2 separate regions of the Homo sapiens genome follow, and region 2 is linked to region 1. A link is an interaction called in ENCODE POLR2A ChIA-PET data of the cell type or tissue named here. Cell type or tissue: HepG2. All regions are shown on one strand. Each heading gives the region's core, and the rest is flanking DNA. Links, peaks and the distances in the headings are about the cores only. Region 1 overlaps LOC105372061 (a long non-coding RNA gene). Region 2 overlaps MAPRE2 (microtubule associated protein RP/EB family member 2).

What was found. ChIA-PET counts read pairs that join two places held together with the same protein. Peaks named below come from ENCODE experiments on the same cell type or tissue, not always from the same donor. Only the 100,000 strongest peaks of a DNase experiment are listed, where the experiment ranks them.
Region 2: POLR2A ChIA-PET joins it to region 1 with 7 read pairs; 2 of 35 experiments call an interaction of 5 or more read pairs at or near these places.

The regions. Positions count from the first base shown.
Region 1 is chr18:34,921,376-34,938,915 of GRCh38, forward strand. LOC105372061 (a long non-coding RNA gene) reads right to left here. Exons shown (of 9, transcript XR_007066333.1): 2 at 12,156-12,268; 3 at 370-423. Among named protein-coding and RNA genes, the nearest start is that of MAPRE2, 110 kb to the right of the region's middle. RefSeq lists an enhancer at 7,890-8,184. In HepG2, for the core only: no CTCF peak of the experiment used is centred there; DNase peaks (open chromatin) are centred at 7,256 and 8,036; H3K4me3 peaks cover 1,743 bases.
Region 2 is chr18:35,082,437-35,087,436 of GRCh38, forward strand. The region is part of intron 2 of MAPRE2 (microtubule associated protein RP/EB family member 2); the gene reads left to right. Among named protein-coding and RNA genes, the nearest start is that of MAPRE2, 44 kb to the left of the region's middle. In HepG2, for the core only: no CTCF peak of the experiment used is centred there; DNase peaks (open chromatin) are centred at 2,435 and 3,415; H3K4me3 peaks cover 799 bases.

The DNA of each region.
Region 1 (17,540 bases), core at 5,955-10,954:
TTCCTAGAAGGTCTTTTCTTAGAGAAAAACACATGAGTGTATTGTTATGTAACGACAACTTTGACCTGAAAGGGTATTTAGGCATTCTCCCAGACAAGCTGTTGATTTCCACATAAAATTGGCAAAAGAGAGAGCCATCTGGGATAAAATATTATGCACACTGTTGGTGTCTCACTGTTAAGAAGTGCATTTCAGTTTTGTACCACAAAAAAAACTGCTATTATCCTACTAATAGTTGTTATTTCTCAATAATCTCTAAAATCAGTTTCACAGATTTATAAGGAATCCAGGACGGATGTATTCATTTTACCTATTTCAAAATCTAAAACATAATTTTTAAATGAGCATTTAATGCAACTATCTACTTACCTACTTTCAGAGTTTTCTATAAAAAGTATGCTCAGTTCCAAGATCCCGTGGTACCTATGCAATAGAGATCCATCAAAACATTTAACAAAGAGATAAGAGATCTGGGTCTTAGCCATCATTCTACTATTCACTAACTATGAGATATTGTGTAAGACATTTAATATTTCCAGATATACGAGTTAAGATAACATCAGCTGTGGAACAAATACCAACATTTCATTGGTGATAGAAAATTGTTTCTTGTTCATAGGACAGTTCAATGCAAATACTCCAAGTCAGCAGCAACTTTCCTCCACACAGTTATTCAGGGATTCAGGCTCATCCAGTTTTAAAAATTTCTCCATCCACTAGAGCTTTAGAGTTATCTGCTTTTAGCTAATGGAAAAGAAAAGCAAGTGTGGAGAAGTCTCACTTGCCTCTTAGGAGTCTGGCCTACGAGTGACACATTTCACTTTCACTCACATTCCAATGTCTAGAACTAGCCAAATGGCTATGCTTGATTGTAAGGTTGGAGCCAGGGCCTGAGAAATGTGGTCTAGCCAGGGAGATCATGCATTTTAGGTGAATAGCTATAAATGTTTCTGTCACACCAGACCTGTACTTATTCACCTGTGAAATAATAATATCAATACCTGACCTGCCACCCCAACAGGAACATTGTGAGAAAAACAAGTAATAAGTATTAATGTGCTTTTTAAATAGTACCAGAGAAACACACCTCCACAAGGTATGTACATCAGAAAGCACATACCATTTAGACTATGACATAATGCTTTCTTATTACATAACTGTAAGATATATCTTGATTTCAGAAATTTAAAATTTTTAAAAATGTCCAGACACAGTGGCTCATGCCTGTAATTACAGCACTTTAGGAGGCCAAGGCGGGCAGATCACTTGAGGCCAGGAGTTCAAGACCAGCCTGGGTAACATGGAGAAACCCGATCTCTAAAAAAAAAAAATACAAAAAGTAGCCAGGCATGGTGACATTCACTTATAGTCCCACTACTCAGAAGGCTGAGGTGGGAGGATCACTTGAGCCTGGGAGGCAAAGGTTGCAGTGAGCTGTGATTGTGCCATTACACTCCAGCCTGGGCGACAGAGCAAGATCCTATCTCAAAAAACAAATTTTTTTTTTAAATGGTTCATGGTGACTGCCTAATTTGGAATCTACCACTCAACCTCCACCCCGTGAAAAAACATAAAACCAACAAAGAGAGCAAATAAAATCATACATAATCCACTCCTTTAGCAGTATTATGAGAGAGAATATCATGACACTCAAATTCTCTGTAAGTAGAGAAAAAAAAACTCCAGCTGAGCTCCTGATGCCTACCTACCACTACAAGCCTGTGGGTGAAAAGAGTGGAGGAGGCAATCCTTAAGAGACTATGAAAAGATCAAAGAGGCACAGATAACTGAAACATGGTACAAACAAAAGCATCCCCAGAAAGAGAAAGATCCAGCAGTAAACACTAATCACAGGGGAGAACTTGGTAATTAACAATACCAGCTAAAGGGAAGGGGTTTGAGGATGATGGCACCAGAAGCAGCAGTCTCTGAGAAGCATTACTCAGGGGAAAAATCAGTTGTACAGGAAAGGAGATGTAACCCTTGGAAATATAGCAGTAAAAGAAAAGTAGAATGTGAGAAAAGGAAAAGATATTTACTAAATTAAATAAAATAATTAAAGAAACAAAAAAAACAAAGCACACAATTTTTTGTCTTCCTGACACTATCAAACAACACCATCCATAAAAGCAACTCAGAGGGTAGAAACATCAGAATAGAGAATTGTCAAACTAGGAGCACTGACTACAAAATGAATAGGAATACAAATAGCAGACCACATCCATACAAAAGCTGGAGAACAACTCAGAAAATGTGAGTTGAGACATTTTAGTCAACAAAACCCCTCCCCACAAAATCAACCACAAAGCTGAAGAAATTGTCATAAAATACTCCAAACAGAATTAAACACTTTTACACAAATATTTGTAAGTATGAAAAAGCCTTGAACTACAAAAACAAAAATCAAGAACGGAAATAGAGGGGAATGGGAAAGAAGAAATAAAATGAAAGCTGAATTCAAGAAAGAGAGAAAAAGATAAAATTATATCAGAAATCAAAAGGTACCCAAAATTAGATTCAAATGAGAATTAAAAAAAAAAAAGAGATAAAGAAAGAAGTAAAAATGAACTCTCAATAGTGTAAACACAGAGATCCATACCCTGACATTTTTTGAAAGACAAATGGAAAAGAAAATCTTGAAAGCAGCAAGATAAAAATGAATCATCCTCTACAAGAGAATCCAACTAGATTAACAGCTGTCTTTTCATCAGAAAAGATAGAGGCTAAAACAGGTGGGATGAAATATCCAAAGTGCTAAGAGAATCTGTCAACCAAGAATCTTGCATCTAGCAAAACTGTCTTTCAAAAATGAACAGAAAATAAAGTTGTTCCCAGATAAACAAAAGCTGAGAGAAGTCATTACTAGAAGATCCACCTTATGGCAGAGAAATAAACTGGCATTGGCCTTGTCAAAAACAACATACAAAACAAGGCAACAACTGACCCACTGTTTTAGTACATTTTGTGTCACTATAACAGAATATCTGAGACTGGGTAATTTATAAACAGGAGAAGTTTATTTGGCTCACAGTTCTGGAGACTGGGATGTTCAAGAGGATGGCATCAGCATCTGGTGAGGACGTTCATGCTGCATCATCCCATGGTGGAAGGTGGGAGGGCAAGAGAGGACAAAAGCGAGAGAGCAAGAGAAGGGCAAACTTGTTTTTATATCAGGCTCACTCTTGAGATAAATAACCCACTCCCATCATAATGACACTAATCTGTTCATGAGGTTAAAGCCCTCATGACCTAGTCACCTCTTATTAGTCCCCACCTTCCAACACTGTTGCATTGGGGATTAAGTTTCCAACACATGAACTTTCAGGGACATATTCAACACATAGTAACAACATTTTCAAAAAAAACTAAAAATGTGTAAATTAAGAATATTGTATCCATCCAAACTGTTCTTCAACAATCAATGCTGTAAATAGATGTCTTTGAGCATGCAAGAACTCAAGAAATTATTTCCTAATGTACTCATGTGCCCTTCTCAAAAAATCTCCTGAAAAATGAACTTGATCCAAATAAGAAATAATGGCAGATAGTTTGGCAAAGAGCAATACATTGTCTTGTAAGGTAGTAGAGATTTCATTCCCTCAAATGGATTGCAGGAGGGACACAAGAAATAATACAGTCTCTATGGAGGGGAGTTTTTCAATATCTAATAAAAGTACATATGCATTTAGCTATTTATCCAGCAACTCCACATCTAGAAATTTACTGTGAAGATAGCTCTCCAACATATGGAAATACATGTGTGGAAGAGGCTATTTATTGCAGCATTATCTATCATGGCAAAATATTGGAAGCTATCCAAATGTTGGGCATAAGAGATTGAAAAAAACTATGATACATACACATATGGAGTATTGCACAGCTATGAAAAAGAAAAAGAACAATATGAACTTATATGGAGAATTTTCAGGAGATATTGTTAACTGAAAAAAGCACAGTACAAAACAATACACAGAGTATGTGCCTTTTCTGTAAGAAAGAAAGAGGAAAACAAGAAAGCATGAATTTACCTGCTTATCCTTACAAAAGGAGTTCAAGAAAGATTAATTAGAAAGCAATGAAGTTGGTTACCTCCAAGGGGTTGGGAGCAGAGTGAACAGGGTGGAAGGGATGTGAGAGGGAGTAACGCTTCTCTGAGGATAACTTCCCATTTAATTTTTCTTTCAGAAGGTTGTTAATGTCCTGACAAGATTAAATCAACAAGGTTAGGAAAGAGGAAAACTGAAGCTGAAATCAAACTAAAACAAGTGAACCCAATTGTAATTCAAATAAATAATCACACAGAAGGAGAAAAAGAGAGAGAGATTGAATCTAAGTCATGTGTGAACACAATATTTTATTATCTACCCTCAGGTTTGGGGAGACAAGGGGAGAAGGAGAAAAACAAACAAACCCTGAACTTTTTTTTTTTTTTTTTTTGGAGACAGAGTCTTGCTCTGTTGCCCAGGCTGGAGTGCAGTGGCACGATGTCGGCTCACTGCAGCCTCTGTCTCCCAGGTTCAAGCAATTCTCCTGCTTCAGCCTCCCAAGTAGCTGGGACTACAGGTGCATGCTGCCACGCCCGGCTAATTTTTTTTTTTTTTGTATTTTAGTAAAGACGGGGTTTCACCGTGTTGCCCAGGCTGGTCTCGAACTCCTGAGTTCAGGCAATCCGCCCGCCTCGGCCTCCCAAAGTGCTAGGATTACAGGCATGAGTCACTGCACCTGGCCCAAACCCTGAACTTTTAAAATGCGTTTGGGCCAGGCACGGTGGTTCACGCCTGTAATCCCAGCACTTTGGGAGGCCAAGGCGGGTGGATCATGAGGTGAAGAGATCAAGACTATCCTGGCCAATGTGGTGAAATCCCATCTCTACTAAAAATACAAAAATTAGCTGGGCGTGGTGGCACGCACTTGTAATACCCCTACTCAGGAGGCTGAGGCAGGAAAATCGCTTGATTCCAGGAGGCGGAGGTCGCAGTGAGCCGAGATTGCACCACTGCATGCCAGCCTGGTGACAGAGTGAGACTCTGTCTCAAAAAAAAAAAAAATACAATTGGATGTGTTTAGTGACAAAGAGAAGCAATTGTGAAACTATTTCAGATGCATTACAGGATTGAGCAAATGAATAAGTATGTTGATGTTGCTGAGAGTCAAATTCTAACTATAAAAGCAATGAGGATGAACAACCCTGTGCAGTGGATTACAATTGGAGGTATAAATGTCAACACATGCTTTCTAAACTAGAAATGGAATACGTAGGTGTTTGCATGTATGCATGTATATGTGTAGATTGATGTATATATGTGTGTGTACATGTACATGTATGTATCCATATTTACATGGGTGTAAGATATGCATATATTTTCTACCTCTGCCTCTGGAGCCATGCCAATAGCAATTTTTATGCCTAGCACCCAGATATTGGTCTCTATGCCCATTCCTCACTAACAAATACCAAGGATTCTCAGAAAAACAGCTGATTCTGAGGCTGGGTCAAGGAAAGTACAGGTAAGCATGGAACACCTTGTTTTTCCAGATAGTAAAAATGTACTTAAAAAAATTTCATGGGAGCATGTCACAAGATTCAGGTTTCAGTTGGAAAAGTCTATCACTGGCCAAATCTGAGACAATTTGATGACTAAAACAATTAGGAATAGTAAAAAAGTACAGACTATTAGAAAAACTATGTCCATGAGTCCATACCAGTAACAAATAAAGAAATAGGAGAGAGGAGTATTCTTGCTTATGGAACTGACCGATAAAATGTGGAAGGAGTGCAGTTTTGGAAAAATCACATTTTGTTATCATCATAGCAAAGACTGATTCAAGTAAATTATCAGTGGATGCTAAATCCTGGGGAAATTTTTCATGAGAAACAGGATATTTGCATGGTCTTAGGTAACTCCTCACAGATTGTTTATGTGCTTCAAAATAATATAATAATGGGGAGGAGAAATTGGACAAAACCTACACCAGGGGAGCAAAATCGGTGTTGCCAATGATGGGCAGATGGACATGATGTGTCTCTAGATGTGAAACCGTGAGAAAGACTCAACATCGCTTATGTAGTATTTCAGTCTGGCACATATATCTCCATCTGACCACGTGGAATCATCAGAGGAACCCCAAATGGGGAACATTCTGTATTCTTCAAAGAAGTCAATGCTATAAAAGACAAAGAGAGGCTGCAGAAATGTTCCAGATTAAAAGAGACTAAAGAGACATGAAAACCAAATGCAGTATGTGATCTTATACTATATCCTGTACAGGAGAGGGGAAGAATCTATAAAAGACATTATTGGGTCAACTGACAACACTGGAATGCAGATGTTAGATTTCATTAACATATTGTATTACAATTAAAGGTACTGAAGTGGCTAACTGTACTGAGGTTTTGTCATAGAATATTCTTAGTAATAAAAACATGCTGAAGGTTTTAGGGGTAGAGCGCTATGATAATATAATGCAACTTACTCGAAAATGGCTCAAAAATATTATATGTGTATGTTTTATGTGTGTGATTATTCTTGTGTGTAGGGAGAGATAGAGACAGAGGGAGAGGGAAACAGAAGAGAGATAGAGACAGAGGGAGAGAGAAACAGATAGAGGAGGCAAATAATAAAACTGATGAGACTAAACGTTAACATTAGGTGAATCTGAACAAAGGGTACATGAGTATCCCACATAGTATTCTTATTATTGCAACTTGTCCATAAATTTGAAATTATTTTCAAATAGAGGATAATTTTAAATGTTTGAAAAAATCTTAGAAATTAGATGAATCAAATTATATCACTCCCATTTAAAACCCTTTAACAGCTTTCCAGTGCTCTTAGGATCCAATCCAAGCTGCTCTTCCTAACACCTAGAGGATGCATCCCTCGCTACCAGCCCCACCCAATCTTGGCGGATCTCCTCCCACAACCTGCCACACTCATCCTCCATCTGTTTGGAACTCTTTCAGGCTTCAAGGGTTTTCAAATCAGGCTTCAAGGATGGGGGAGGGGGAGGTTGTTTTTACCTACCCAGAATCCATTTTCCCTCTGGTAAAATCCTCCCACCGTGGGTTTCTGCACCCTCAGTGCCAAGCAGGACATGGGGCCTTGGCCATGAGCATGGTGAGGGCATAGCTTAGAATGAAACTACTACACAGGGAAGCAGAGCTGCGAGGTGAAGAGCAGGACCAAATCCTGACCACGTCATTTGAATCTTTGACTCTAGCCCTGGTGGGAATGAAATCTGACCTTTGACTTTTTGCTGCCGTTCCCTCTGCCTGGAAGGCCTTTGCCCTCTCTCTTCATATGACTAACTCTTTTCATCCCTAGGTCCCAGCTTAAATGAAGCCCTCCAAATGCTTTCATGAGCGTCCTACCTAAAGGAGGTCCCCTCTCCAAATGTGTTTTTCTTAGCCCCTTGATTTTTTTATTTTTTTTATTTTTTGGCCTCTTCACACATAACACAATTTGGACCATTTCATTTAGTTTTTATGTTTATTTCTTTTTAAATTGTTCCCCCTATTTGAGTTAAGGCAGGGGTTTATAAGGTGGTTTCAGGCTGCTTTTGTTCCCCAGGGCCTGGGATGTTACCTGATCACATAGCAGACACTCACTATGAATTAAATAAATGAGTACATCTTTTTTCCTCATTACACTAGGTCTTTTAATACTGAAGAATCTACATTGTCCAAGAGAGGAAAAAATATGAATTGGCACATAATATTTAGGCCTAGAAACTATTTTGCTAAATTATAAGATCACTAAGGAATATGTTTTATTGCATTTTGTTTTCTGCTCATCCCAAATATCTTGCATTGTGTCTTATACATAGCATGTGTACAGTAATGGGAATTTTTGCCCCCAGTTATTATGCCATTTAAGCCCCTAAGGAGCCAGGCAATACTGAACCAATAACAGTATGAAAAGCTTAGATCTTCTTTTCAGAACTTACTGTTCGAATCCAGTGGGGCCAGGTTGACTTTCAGAGAAGGGCATTTTCCAGGCAAGTGGATTAGGGCTTTGTAAATATTTGTTGAATGAATCATAAGTCACTTTAGCTAAACAAATTCTGGAAAGAGAGGAAGGGAGGGAGGGAAGGAGAGAATCTAAAAGCCTTAGTCATTGAGCCCAGATAAGTCGAACTCATCTGCAACCCCATAATTAGCTGTGATGATAGCCGTGCTTTCAACATTTCAATTTCCAGGTCTTATGAATCAATTTTCAATAATCTATGAAAAAATTACTTAGGCCTCTTCTTCCCATTTTCCTTAATCCCCTCATGAGGCTGGCCACAGAGCTGAGTCATGGGTTGGGTAGAAAGGTCAGGTGTTGCAAAGCTGAAACTATGAGATTTAAGGCAGAGCATATGATGTGAGTCCCCATTGGTTGTGGTCAAGTCATGTAACCTAACAAGCATCTGTTTCCTCATCTATAAAGTAAGAATTCATAAGAACACCCAAGCTATGTACCTCAAAAACTGTTTCTATAAATCTAATCATATAATACACTAGTAAAAGTATTTTATGAGTTGTACAAATATCAAAATTCAGTTATGAAACAATCTGTTATTTTTATTATTACTGATACAAAACCATGCTCAGATAGTTTTAGGATTCCCTAGTTATTTCCATTTACCACAAAGATGAAATCTTTCTAATTGTATAATTTGTATAGGCACCTATGAGCTGTTTAAAAAATAAATGTTGTCCAACCACCTGTGATAAAAATGTCTGCGGAAAAGACTTCCAGATATTCATTAGCCCTAAATTGAACTTCAGTTTGTTTGGCTTTCTTTTTTATAATATTTTCTTAAAACATGTGGTCTCTTAAAATTTTTATCATGCAGAGAATCATGAAAAAATGATATATGAGGTATCTAGACAACACAGCATAGATTGTCCCTTTGAATGGCAGAGAGAGTCGGCAGTTTCTTTTAAGTCCCCATTGTCTAATCTTAGGCACAACCCAAATTAGAGTTGTGGGTTGCAAAGGATTCTCAGAAAAGGGTGTGTTCCCCAGCCTCCTAACCAACCATAGTAGATCCAAGAGGAAAGTACTTTTTGGTGGGAAGGTACTAAAAGGAATGAGCCTCGTACTAGTCCAGCTTGTTTCCCAACCTCAGCAACATGGAAAAGAGCCACGGGAGTGATACACAATAAACACATACACTCACACAAATATTATTTAGCCTTGAAAAAGAAGGAAATCCTACCATTTACAACAATATGGATGAACTTGGAGGATAATATGCTAAGTGAAATAAGACAGACACAGAGAGACAAATGTTGCATGATCTCACCTATATGAGGAATCTAAAATAGTTAAACTCATAGAAGCACAGAGTAGAACAGCAGTTGCCAGGAGTTGGGGGCTGGGGGAAATGGGGAGTTGTGGTCAAAGGATACAAAGTTTCAGTTATGCAAGATGAATAAGCGCTGGAGATCTACTATACAGTATAGAGACTATGGTAAATAATCCTGTATTCTATATTTGAAATCTGCTAAGAGGGTAGATCTTAAGTATTCTGACCATATCAAAAGAAAAGTAGCTTTAGGAGATGATGGATATGTTAACTAGCTTGATTGTGGTTTGGTGATCACTTCACAATGTATGGGTATATCAAAACATCAAATTGTATACCTTAAATATAGATGAATTTATTTGTCAATTATACCCCAATTAAGATGGGGAAAAGAAGAAAAAGAACTCCATTCCCATCCATAGGGAGCATGTGCAGTGTGTAGATTAAGAATTGGGCTTTAGGATTGCTTATTAACTATGTGAGATTGTGACAAGGACAATTTACTTAACCTCTCTGTGCCTTAGTTTCCTTATCTGTAAAATGGAAATAATAACACAACTCTCAAAAAGATGCTTGGAAGATTTAATAAGGTAAAATGCATACAGAATTAGCAGCATGCCTGAAACATGGTAAGAGTTCAATAAATGTCTGTTACTACTAATGTTACTAATCATAGCAATAAATTTTTTTTATTTTATTCCCTTTCAGATTTGAAGATTACAGAGCCTTAATATTTCCCAAGTTGACAATACAGTAAGGAATGTTCAAGAGTTCTTTCTGAGACATCCTTTTTTGCCTGGAAGTCCACATACCCATCAATGACCTTGATTTTAACATATTGGAATAAAAATTATGTCAAAGTTCCAATAGAATCATTTATCAGAATGCTTTAATTCTGAAAGAAAACCTTCAGTTGCATTATTTCTCTTTTATTAAATAGCAAATAATAACAATTTAAGCCATTAATCCTAGTGAAGGCCAATGAACACTGTTGTTTTGCTACCAGATTTTAAGCTTTTGCAGTTTTGCCTTTAAGTTACTTAAAAGGTCTCATATCTGATTATAGAGAACCACTCCATTAAGTCCTAGACACTAGCTAAGAGCACTAGGCCATTTTCTACCCATGTCCCGAAGGGTATAAAATACCACTTTCTAGGCACGAAAGAGACTCCTTACAAATCAATCTTTCTAATGCTCTTGTGTCATTTTCCCCCATGGGGTCACATCTGATTATCCAGGCCAAAGAATATACCTGATTAAAAGCTGCTTTGAAGGTGAAGCCTAAAATTATTGTTATAAATTTTCAGGGTTACTATAAAGCTGTAAAAACCTTTTGTTTTCACTGTAAAAAGACCATTTTCCCAGTTTTTTATTTGTCGGTACTCTCTTGGCCATAACAAATGGAAAAATTCATGTAATTTCAATTATTTATTCACTCATTTATTAAATTTATTTTTTCAATCATTCATCTTATGTTGATTGGTGTTCTAGACAATGTGTAAGTTTGGGGAATATAAAATTGAACAAGAAGCAGCCCTTATGGATTATATGATGTTCGAGACACATCAACAAATAATTGCAATATAATCTTATACATGCTTAACAAAAATATGTACCAAGTTGTAAGGAAGCTCAGAAGAAGTGATCATTGTTCCTGGAGGAGTTGGAAGAAATTTCACTGAGCAGTGAAATGAAGTTAGTACTCATGACGAGTAGAAGTAGAATTGGGGAACACCATTAATTACAAATTAAATGAGTTAATATATAGAAAAGAATTTAAACTCATGATTGGTACATATTAAAGTGCCATAGAAGTGTTAGCTGACATTAGCATTACCATCACCACCATCATTATGCAGACAATAGGAGTCATTAGAGTGCTTATCAGTACCAATCTCTCTTAAGTGGTGACTGTCTGTGCTGACTTATTATTGTTACCTTCAACAGGTTCAAGTTCCAAAGATTCTGTTTAACAAAAATCCAGCAACATCAAGGTTAGGCATGAATAATAATCACCTAGCCTACTTGAGTGTAGCACATTTTCTTTGTCCAACTAAAATACTGGGCCAAAAGTGAAAAGTTTGTAGTAAGGGAAAAAGGTAGGTGAGATTAAGGCTAAGCTATCCTATGTTTAAATTATAAGTTAAAGAATTAAAGAATGAGTCCCCTAAATTTTCCTAGAACACTGTTAATGTGCTTGGAAGTTTCATCTCTGGATTACTGATGGCGGCAGCAGGGGAATATCAGTTACTGGCAATCCATTAGTCAGCATAAGATAGGTTATGCTGCAAGATCAACAACCATGATCTATCAATGGATTAACACACAGCAAGTCTACCATGAGTCTAGAGGCTCTTCAGCATAGCTCCCTTCAAAACGATGACTCAAGGACCCAGTCTAATTCCTTGTTATAGCTACACCATCTAGAACACATGGATTCCGGGTCACCACAGTGAAGAAGAGAGAACTGGAGTATCACATACCTGTTAATAATGCTTTCTCCTAGAAGTGAACTATATCAATTCTATTTCTACGTCCAACTCACTGACCATAGCTAGTCACATGATCCCATTTCATTATATGGGTATTAGGAAATGTGTATGGGTATTTTGTGAGTAGTGTTTCTGCACAATCAGTCACAATGACTAAGCTAGGTCTTACATGTACAGGCAGAAGGGGAAATTGGGGAGAATGCAGCTGCTGTTTTTTCCCTTGTGAATGCCTTATATTTGTTACCTTCACTCTTCTCAGTAAACTGAAAAATCATTGATTTTTTTTTTTTAAATTGTACTCCCACCACTTAGACCACTGCTGACATAAATAGGTGTTGAATAAATAAGAGAGCCAGTACAGCTTACCCACATTGCTGCAAGATGACTGAGAAGTCTGCTACCAGGATCCCATTCCAGTGATGAAGCTGATTTCATTATTAGAAATGTAGATAAATTCATTTTGTCATTTGAGGAATTACCTGAGGGAACAGCAATCAAAATGACACAATCCTTTCATTGTTTACAGAAATGAGCCAATATTACTTGTCTCTACACTGTACATTAAACTACCTAACACTTCACTTAGCATTTCATCCGCACAAGGGTTCCTTGTCTTTTTCAGTGTCCTGCTAGAAAGTCTCCTTTTTGCCCTATAAATAATTTATAAGGAAAAAAAGAAACAGTTCTTATGTTATTTCCTTCAAAAAATTTTAATTGATATTAAAGAAAAATATTTAATTCAGTTATTCTTATGAAAAAATTATATTCTTTCACCTTAAATATTTCCTGTGTCATGTTCTTTTTGTTGTTTAATTTCTTATCTCTCCACTGAAAAAAAACTTGAGAGCCACTGTTCTCCATATCTTAACCTTTTCCATTTTCCAGGCCTTAGAATGATGTCATTGTGGGTAACTACATCTTTACAGCTTTTAAACAGCACCTTAATTGCCAAAGGAAAACAATCCTTTTATTTTTAACAAAGACATACATCATTCCCAAGCACAATGCCTGGAATATAATATTTATTCAAATGTGTCCAAGTCCTAATTCTCAAAACTCTCTAGAAATGGCACCCAACTGGAGATCCAAAAAAAACCCAGTTGATATAAATAAAGTCCAATCATTATTTTTATCTATAATTCATCAAATTATATTCCCAGATGGCTCACCATCACATCCATTTAAAATAACAAATGATTTAAAGTCATAATGCAAATAGATTTATTGATTTCAAGATTTCATCAAAGCATTTATCTTAGAATTTAATCAATAGTGCTACTTGGTGAACAGCTCAATCCAATAAAATCTGTATGTTGCAATTAATTCAGGTCTTGTAATGCCACTTTCCACTGATAATAAAGAAATCTTGATGACTCATAATGCATGGGTGTTCTCCATAGCCAGAGTCCTCTAGGCCAGCAGTTTTTCAATATGCTATTGGAACAGACTAGTGTACAATAATCAAATGCACGGCTTGCCTTAGTGAAGTATCAACATTTAAAAATGATTTGCTTCTTTTCAGATATATATATAGAATGACTTCCTGCATGTCCTTGTATCTTTCTTTTTTTCTTTTGAGGCAGAGTCTCGCTCCGTCACCCAGGCTGGAGTGCAGTAGTGGCGCCGTCTGGGCTCACTGCAAGCTGCGCCTCCCAGGTCCACACCATTCTCCTGCCTCAGCCTCCCGAGTAGCTGGGACTACAGGTGCCCTCCACCACGCCTGGCTAATTGTTTTTTTGTATTTTTAGTAGAGACGGGGTTTCAACGTGTTAGCCAGGATGGTCTCGATCTCCTGACCTCGTGATCTGCCCGCCTTGGCCTCTCAAAGTGCTGGGATTACAGGCGTGAGCCACCGCACCCAGCATGTCCTTGTATCTTTTGCACTCACTTGCTTTAGCTATGTGAGAACTGTGTATAAGCACAGCTTATCCTGAATAGCAGTCCACAATTTGCTGATACAGTATAATGTTAATAGTTGTAACAACTGTCCACTATGATGTATGAAAAACTACTGAGAATTTCTTCAACATCTGGGTATTCACATGGAAATCTATCATATGTGTATATCATAGATATGGCGAGAGGGAATATTCCCGGTTCTCATTTTCTGCTACATTTAGTCTAAAGCAAATGTGATTTTTCCCTTGGCTATACCTCTGTGATATAACGTTTTCATATTCAGTAACTTAATAATTCATATCTAAAATGTCAAGTTAATAACTTAGTCTCTCTCCTCTACTGAAACTATTTTTAAAATAATTTAATTTCTGTCATTAATTGTACATCCCATTCACTTGCATGAAACTACTAACCCAAAGCCCTCTATTAATAATGCAAACATTCTGCATCTATTTCCAACAGCAAACAGAAAAATAGACAGCATTTCAGTTCAAATATATCAATTCAATGATTTTTTAAAAATCCCAAATGCCCATTCATGACTCTATGTTATGTCAATATAAAATTGAAACCACAGCAGCATCATGGAAATATACTGACATAAATAACACATTTCTTATGAAGTACAACACTCACTCTTATGCAAAAAAAGTTATAGGAATTCAAATGACTTATTTAGGGAAGAAAAAAAAAGCCCACAGTGGTATTCCTTAAACCAATAATACACTTTCAAATACATCTAATAGTATGCAAGATCCCTTAGCCAGCTCTGATAAGTGCCAAATGCAGTTTGACCATTTATTTAAAATACTGTTCTCCATATTTTTATAGCAACATTCTTCCAATTGACAGGTCAGAGAAAATGGCTAATATGCAATATATGACCACATAACTTACATGAATTTCTCTAATTAGTGCCAAACTGTTTTCAATGAGTCTGTGTGTGAAAAAAAGAAATATTTATGTAATTTTAAATTGTCCTAAAGCAAAAAAGACTCTAGTTGCAAGGAAGTATTATATGATAGTGTTTTAATAAAAGCCAATTGAATAATAAAAAGAACTCCCAACACATCTGAAATCACTTATATCTCCTATTCCATATACAAAAGACAGATAAATCAATGTAAAGTTTATTTTATTTGAAATACAAACCACTTCCAAGCAGAGTATTCATCCAGAATGAATATTTATAAAAATTCTCTATTCTTCAAAAAATATATGTGTTTATAATGTCAAACTTTGCCAGAATCCTTAACTTTAAGGCTTATTAGTTGAACATTTTCTCACAACTTTGCTTGGGAGAAAAAGATTGGCTTATAAAAAATGCTTGAGGGTTATTTATAACTATTTTAGAAAAGCTAGTTAATAAAGATATTAAGTAAAAAATTCACCTAAAATCCTTTCCATGTTACAAAACGTGTTCTTAAATCATCTTTGTGGAGTTTCTAAAATAGTTTGATAGATAGACAAATGTCTATTTTTATTTCTGCTTAGCGTGTTTATAAATTGATAACAATTTATTTTATTTTATGGCCATTCAAATTTTAAATATATTCTGATTATAATCAAAGTGGCAGAACATGTAATAGTTTAAAAGAATAAATAATAAATGCAATTTATAGAAATATTGACATTAAAATTTTGATGATGATTATGATAATTGTCACATAAAACTTTACACAGAAAAATTATAAGAGCACTCAGGCCAGCCACTGGTTTTGACAATGTAATACAAAAATAGAATAGAATAGATACTTTGATATTAATTCTGGTATGCAATTTTATGTGGTTTGTATCTCTGGGACTTTGTACCACCTAGAATCCCTCCCAGCCAGCTGTTTGTAGCCCAATTATCTCAGTCCGGTTATCTCGTTCATGAAACCTCCAGGACTGGGTCTGAGGCTTCCCAGCTGTTCCCACGTATCCCATGTCTATCCCACTGCAGCACTCACCACACTGAATCATAATTGTCTCTTCATTTGGGAGTATATACCCTTAGCTAAGATTCTTGATGGCTGAGGCTAGGTTTAATTTCTTATGTATTTCTGGCTTCTGTAATCTAGTAGATGTTCAATAAATAATTGCCAATTACTACTAAATGGATGTCTACAAATATACAACATAAGGACTAGCACTTGAAAAACACGTAAACAATTTATTTTAGTATCAAGAACATATACGTTTTGCCTGGAAATGATAGTTCTGCCACCACACATCCAATTTAGAAGCCTGGCCAAGGGCTTAGGGAAAACAATATTATTTTGTTAGTATTCTGCCTGTTTAAACAATCTATACAATAGATTCCATACAATCTGCTTATAAACCTCATTTTTCTATGTATCTTAACAAAAAAAAAGTCATAAATTATAATTGTGTTGCTTGTTCTTTCATTTTAAGTACCATTTCATTTCTTAGCCTTAGTACCTCTCAGTGACTATTCCAAAATGCTGACATCCTTTTTGGGTCCCTAATTAACCCCCCACATCATCTTTAGTAGATGCCCTTAACTCCTTAAATTTGGTCTTCAACTCTGCCATTCCCTTCCATCCCCTCAAATTTTCTTCTTCTGATTATTCCCTTATCTCTTTCCCTCAAGCCTAAAATGGAAAGGTACCTGCTTCTGGATCTTGGACCCCACATCCTTTTACAATTTCTGGTCTTCCTCCATCAGTTAGAATTATTAATGTTAATCTTACTGGTTCATATGCATTCTAGTCTGTATTTTTTGTTAGGTCTTTATTTTCCCTCTTAAAATATAGTCAATTCTCATTATTCATGAGAGTTGTGTTCTATAAAGCCACCATGAACACTGAATTAGTAAATCCTGAACCATTGTTCCTAGGGGAAATACAGAGTTAGGTCCCAGCAAGCTTCTAACCACAACATTTTCATCAACGGATCAATACATAACCTTGTTTTTCTGTTTCTGTTTAAAAACACCTTATTTAATATATATTGCTGATTCATGAGCATTGAGCTCACAGCCAGTAGTTCTGTAACTAATGCCTGAAGCAAAACTGACACATATATTTTCTCTGTAAAGCATATTAAAGCTTTCTTGCACTTAAGAACACCAAACAGCACTTTAGCACTATGCTTGGAGGCCACTTCACACAGCAAAATTATTAACAAAAAGCACAAAAGTGTAAAAAACATGACACTAAATAGACCACTAGAAGGACACTTGTTTACAGCATAAGAGCTGAAGCAAGAAGGCAGACATCACATTGCTCACTCAGCTGGGAACATGTGCATGTGATGGCTCCATTTTTTTTCCCACTCTGCACATGTCCATGAGTGACCAGAAAACACTGCAAGTATTAATCTGGGGTTATAAATAAATGTGAAAATATAGAATCTGAGAATAATGAAGATATTGTAATACATGCTTATGATAAAAAATATATATCGCTAAGGTTCCTACTTGAGTCTAGGATACTCCTAGTTTCTACCTCAGATCAATAATGTTTGGGAATTCCTTATGTTGGAAAAGGAAGTGGGTTTACAAGGAGCCAAGTTCTGTGTAAGCACACAGGGAATTATGCCAGAGATATTTGGGTTTCTACTCTTAATGTAACTGTATCTTTATACACAGGCAAGTGAGGTCTAAAGAAATCTGGTTTCAGCAAGAAAAATACAAACAAGGAAATGAACATTATCTATAATCCCATATACTTCTTTTCAATCATTTTCTACATGTTTTTGCCATGGAATCACACAATGCACACATAAAATTGAGTCTTGTGTTTTTGCTTTATCACTAAAATTTTTCCCATTTGGTTCTCAGGAGTAGTTGATCAGAGACTTGCTTTGTAACATCAAGTATGGAGAAGAGTGAATGGTAAAGTTACT
Region 2 (5,000 bases), core at 1-5,000, 160 kb after region 1:
GAGCAATCTAGCTGCATTCCACCTTTCCAACATTTATCCCCACAGCCTCCCTACCCATAACCTGTATTTCCTCAAACGCACGTTTCACTTATATGCCCTGATTCCTTGTCTTTGCTTGGAGTATCTCCTTTGAAATTCATATCAAATGCCACTTTGCCCTATTCTTCCTGATCACATTCAACAAAATGTGAGCTCTCTCTCTCTTTTCAATGATCAGACCTTTACAAAGCCTTACGCTCATTGAGTACTTGTTTTAAGTCTTCAGCATTCGGAGTTAAGCTCCTTGGGGACTGAAATGATCATGCAAGTTTGGCTTGATTTTATGTGTTTGATAATACTGATTACTCTTTGTTGTTTTTTTATTGGGCAGACTTTGAACTAACTGTATGGAACTAATATTTATGTATCTATATTTATAAATATTACTAATATTTATGTATCTAGGCCATACAGTTTAGCACTTATAGTTGTTTTGTATTTTTGCTGTTTTTCCATGTGTATTTCTCCAGACTCTCAAGACTAAGTTACTTGGTTCTTATTAAGACTAAGGTCATATTCCTCAATAAGTATTTGCTGGTTTGTTTAACATTGCTAAATAAACAAAGTGACATCTCTCCATGCCACCTACAGATGGGCATTTCTTTAGAGGTGACCTATGACTACAAAAATTAGATAAGATCTCATATCTTTTCAGATTCTTACCTTCTACTCAAGCTCTTCTTAAGTCTTACCTTAAATTTAAGTCTTACCTTAAATTTGACCTTACATATTTAATCAATCCTTTAAAAAATAAAGCACCTTTTTGTCCATTAAAGTAGAAGGGTAATACAAGTGTGTGAGAATACGTGAGTGCACATGTGGAGAAGCTATATCCCATGATATTAGAGCTTTATGAAACTTTCTATTTTCATGACCCTAATGAGAAAACTGACTTCTTCAGAATGGGTTTCATATGTAACTTTCGAACTTGTTTTTCATTTGTAGTAAAAGCTTTTTATGTCCCCTTTGCTCCTCTATCTGGAATGTCAAATTCTAACTTTAGCTCCACTCTCAGACTCTAGCCTGTGAGACATCGCACTGCCAGTTTCAGTATCAGCCTCCCTGGAAGCCAGTGACATTTTGTCCTGCACACCATTCCTGCCCTGTGCTCCCAGTGCCTCTCCTACTTCTTCCTTCTTGGCTCCTCTGGAGAAGCCAAATCATATTTTACCAAGTCAGACACCTTATTTTGGTAAAATTTGATGAGCACATTATCCTACAAGAAATCACTGGTGTTAGAATCTAGGCATGAAACTGAGCGCTGGCCACTGCACCATTAATCAGCAGACGAAAAGAAATCTGAAACCAATGAGATATTTTACTTGCCAGTAAAATCTCTATTTTCTAAAATTTACTTTTTAATAAAAATGTTGATACCTAAATCTTAATCAAGGGCTATTTGTTATATAGGTTTTTACTCCATTGAAATTTCCTTTTGAAAGATAGTAGAAAATACTCTTTATTCTTCCATGATGTTTCTATGAAGAAGCACTTTTAAAATCAATTTGTTACAGTAATATTAATATCTGATCAATTTTCTCTACAGCAGGCCTAACATTTAATGTAGTTCTGCAGGCTTCTTAATAAATTCAGATTTAAACATTACATTACTTTTTGGTGAAACCCTGTCTCTACTAAAAATACAAAAATTAGTCCGGTGTGGTGGCACACACCTGTAATCCCAGCTACTTGGGAGGCTGAGGCAGGAGAATCACTTGAATCTGGGAGGTGGAGGTTGCAGTGAGGCAAGATTGTGCCACTGCACTCCAGCCTGGGTGACAGAGTGAGACTCCATCTCAAAAAAAAATAATAAATAAAATAACATTACTTTTTAAAAAAGTATTCTTGGTTCTTGTTGAAAGCAGGTTATAAACAGAGGATACTGGCACCTTTAACTGCAGTTTGGTGCAGGCCTATAAGATTCTTAAAAAGGTTTTAAGATCATATGAATTAATGAAAAACTGAGGGCATTTATCAGATAAAAGACCAATCACATGATTTGACAAGGCCTTTTAATTAATCTGCTGATGCTCTTAAAAATCTGCCTCTCTGCCTGAATGATTATTACTAGCTTATTTCTTTTCCTGTACAAGAAAAGAGATGAAAATGTCCTTCAACAGTTTATTCTGTGTGTTCAAGGGAAAAGATGGGGTGCTTTTCAGCACTCTCTTCAGTTCACATAAGCCGCCTCTGTGTCTGTAGGAGTTGAAATCTTCCTGCTGGCTATTACTCCTTTTCCTCTACATGGGATCAGTTTGAAAGCTACTTGTCTTTGGACTTATTTACAATAGGAATAAAAAGCTTCTGACAATGTCAGGTAGTGGAGAGAAGCAGGAAGCTCAGCTGAGGACCATGGGAATTCAAGGGAGCAATCTCAGTTGAAACCGGATTTCTGAACTCTTGATCTTTATTTTGGCATTTGTGGCTCGGGGCAGGTAAGGTAAACAGTGTCCAAAGTTCCCCTTAACAGACTGAAATAATACTGTGGTAACTGAAGCTTTCAAGCTGCTCCTCCATGCCAGGAATGTGAAGGATGCCTATGAAAACAACAAAAAGCTACTACTAATTTAATCAGATTTTTGTTAGATTAGAATGATACAGTTGAACTTTGGGATTTTAAATTCCTTTAAAATGTTAATATTTCAAAGCATTATTTCACAATTGCCATTAAACTCCTTACAGCATGTATTTCTGTAGGTAGAGAGATTTCTGCTGATGTGCTGGAAATATGTAACCTTGTATTTTGCAGCCTCACTTTCCTCTTTAGTAAAGCCCTGATTTCCCAAAGGGGAATGCTTCCTTCAACACGAGGTTTGGGCTTAGGTAATAGTTGCAGTTCTGCAGGAACATCAGTTCAAGGAATGATGAGCTGAATGCCAAAATAAAGCTGGGATGACTTTATGATTATTGCGTATGAACAATCTAATATGAAGGAGATTTTTCATTGCTAATATTCAACTACTGGATAGAAAATATGGCTATGTTACTGAGTTTGTTAATGTCAAGATCTCAAAGAGAAGTACATGGAAGATAGGGTCACCAGAACTGAATCTGGAAAGGGTGTGTGTGCCCCCAGGAATATTCCACCAGAGGCAGCAGTGTTATTAGTAAGTCTCCTCTTATATTAACTATGACAAAAGCCAGTGATGGCTAGAAGCAAGAGCACTGGCAAACATCTTGGTCATATGAAGATGAGCATCATTGTCTCCTAATTAGCAGAAATATCAAGTATCCCTTAAAAGAGAACTTGGTGACAGACTGAGAATTAGAAAATCATCTAATTTTAGAGACCAGAGATCAGTCCAACACTGACGTTTTGCACATAAGAATACTGTTGGCTTAGCAGAGTGTGACGACATGTCACTGTTCATTCAAGATGAGAAGGCTCAGATCCAAAGGCCAACATAGTTTTCTGTTTCCTGCCTTCCCATTCTTTGTTGATACTAGCTTGAGATAATAAGCTTTTTTACAAATCATTTACCTGTAATGATTCACATCATGAAGAGTATGATCACATGGATGTGTCCAATTAATTGAGGTTGTTGTGCTTTTCTTCTAACCTTTCATCAGTACCAAATAAGATTATGGAAAGTGAAAAGTTGTAACTAAATCCCTCAGTGATATAGGCATCTCTGTATAATAGTTCCTTGGCCTGTGAGGAAATCAGATGGGCAATTTGAGTAGCTGTTTGTGGCAGAACCCAATCTGGCTTGATGTGTTTTTCCACAGATTGTGTTGCATTTCTGGAAAAGTGCTGTGAGACTTTTTTTGACACCAATAAGATATATATATACATGTATATATGAGATACATATATAGATATGTATCTCATATATATGGGCGATCAATAAGATTATATATAGAGATGATGTTTATTTTTATATACACATTGTATATATGTAAAATGAAATTCTTATGAGTGTATATATACTGAAATGGAAAGTCATGACATTGGAGCAGATTAATGATCTATCAAGCCCAAGATTCTACTATAAATAGAAAAGGTATAGCTGATACTTCTAACACCAGTCCAAACGATTTATATGTTCTCTTGCATTTTCCTTTATATTTCCTTTTAGAATTATCTATAAAAATCTATAAAAATTTCTAAAACTTAATCTATAAAAATTTCCAAACACTCTTTGAACCTTTCAATTTTTACATATAATTTCCTAAAAGCAGCATAGAAAAAAGGAATGTTTTTCTTAAAAAAAAAAAATTGAAGTTCAGATCAGAGTTTAAATTCCACTCTGCAATTTCTTAGCTGGGTGACTTTCTGAGCCTTGTTCCCATACCTGTAAAATATGGGAATGATAATAAAAATACTTACCTCTTAAGGATACTATGGGATTCAGAATGTTTAAAATACATATGAAAACGCTAACAGATTTTACCCAAATGTGGGTGTTTTTATGTCTTATGTTTCTTGCGTAATATATTCCATAAATTTGTTATTAGAGTAATATTTCCTTTTATCTGAAAATTTCCACTTTAAAAATGTCCATTTATTCTGATATTACTCTATGGTTGAAATCCTGGGATCTGGTGAAAATGAAATTGTCTTAGGCTTTTCATGATTTTATAGACTTAAATCATACACTCCTGAATCCTTTGAGTATGAATGTTCATTTTTGAGCTCTGCCATCTTCATACAGCCTCCCAGCTGTTCATTTTTTATTCCTGTCCTCACACTTGTCAGCTTCATTATGTCAATTTTGATGTATAACAACTGAAACCAATCTTAGGGCTGCAGGGGTACAGACAGTGTAGAAAGAATAGTTTTTTCCCCCCTACTTATTTCCAGATCATTTCAGAATCTTGTAGACCTTCACAATTGCAGCAGCACCTTGAGCTTATGGGCTCAGAGTATATCCCATCATAATTAACCTCTTAGTAGGCACAGCATCCTACAATTTGGGTTGTGTTACTTGAATGTGTTACCCTATGCTTAGCTTTTAAAG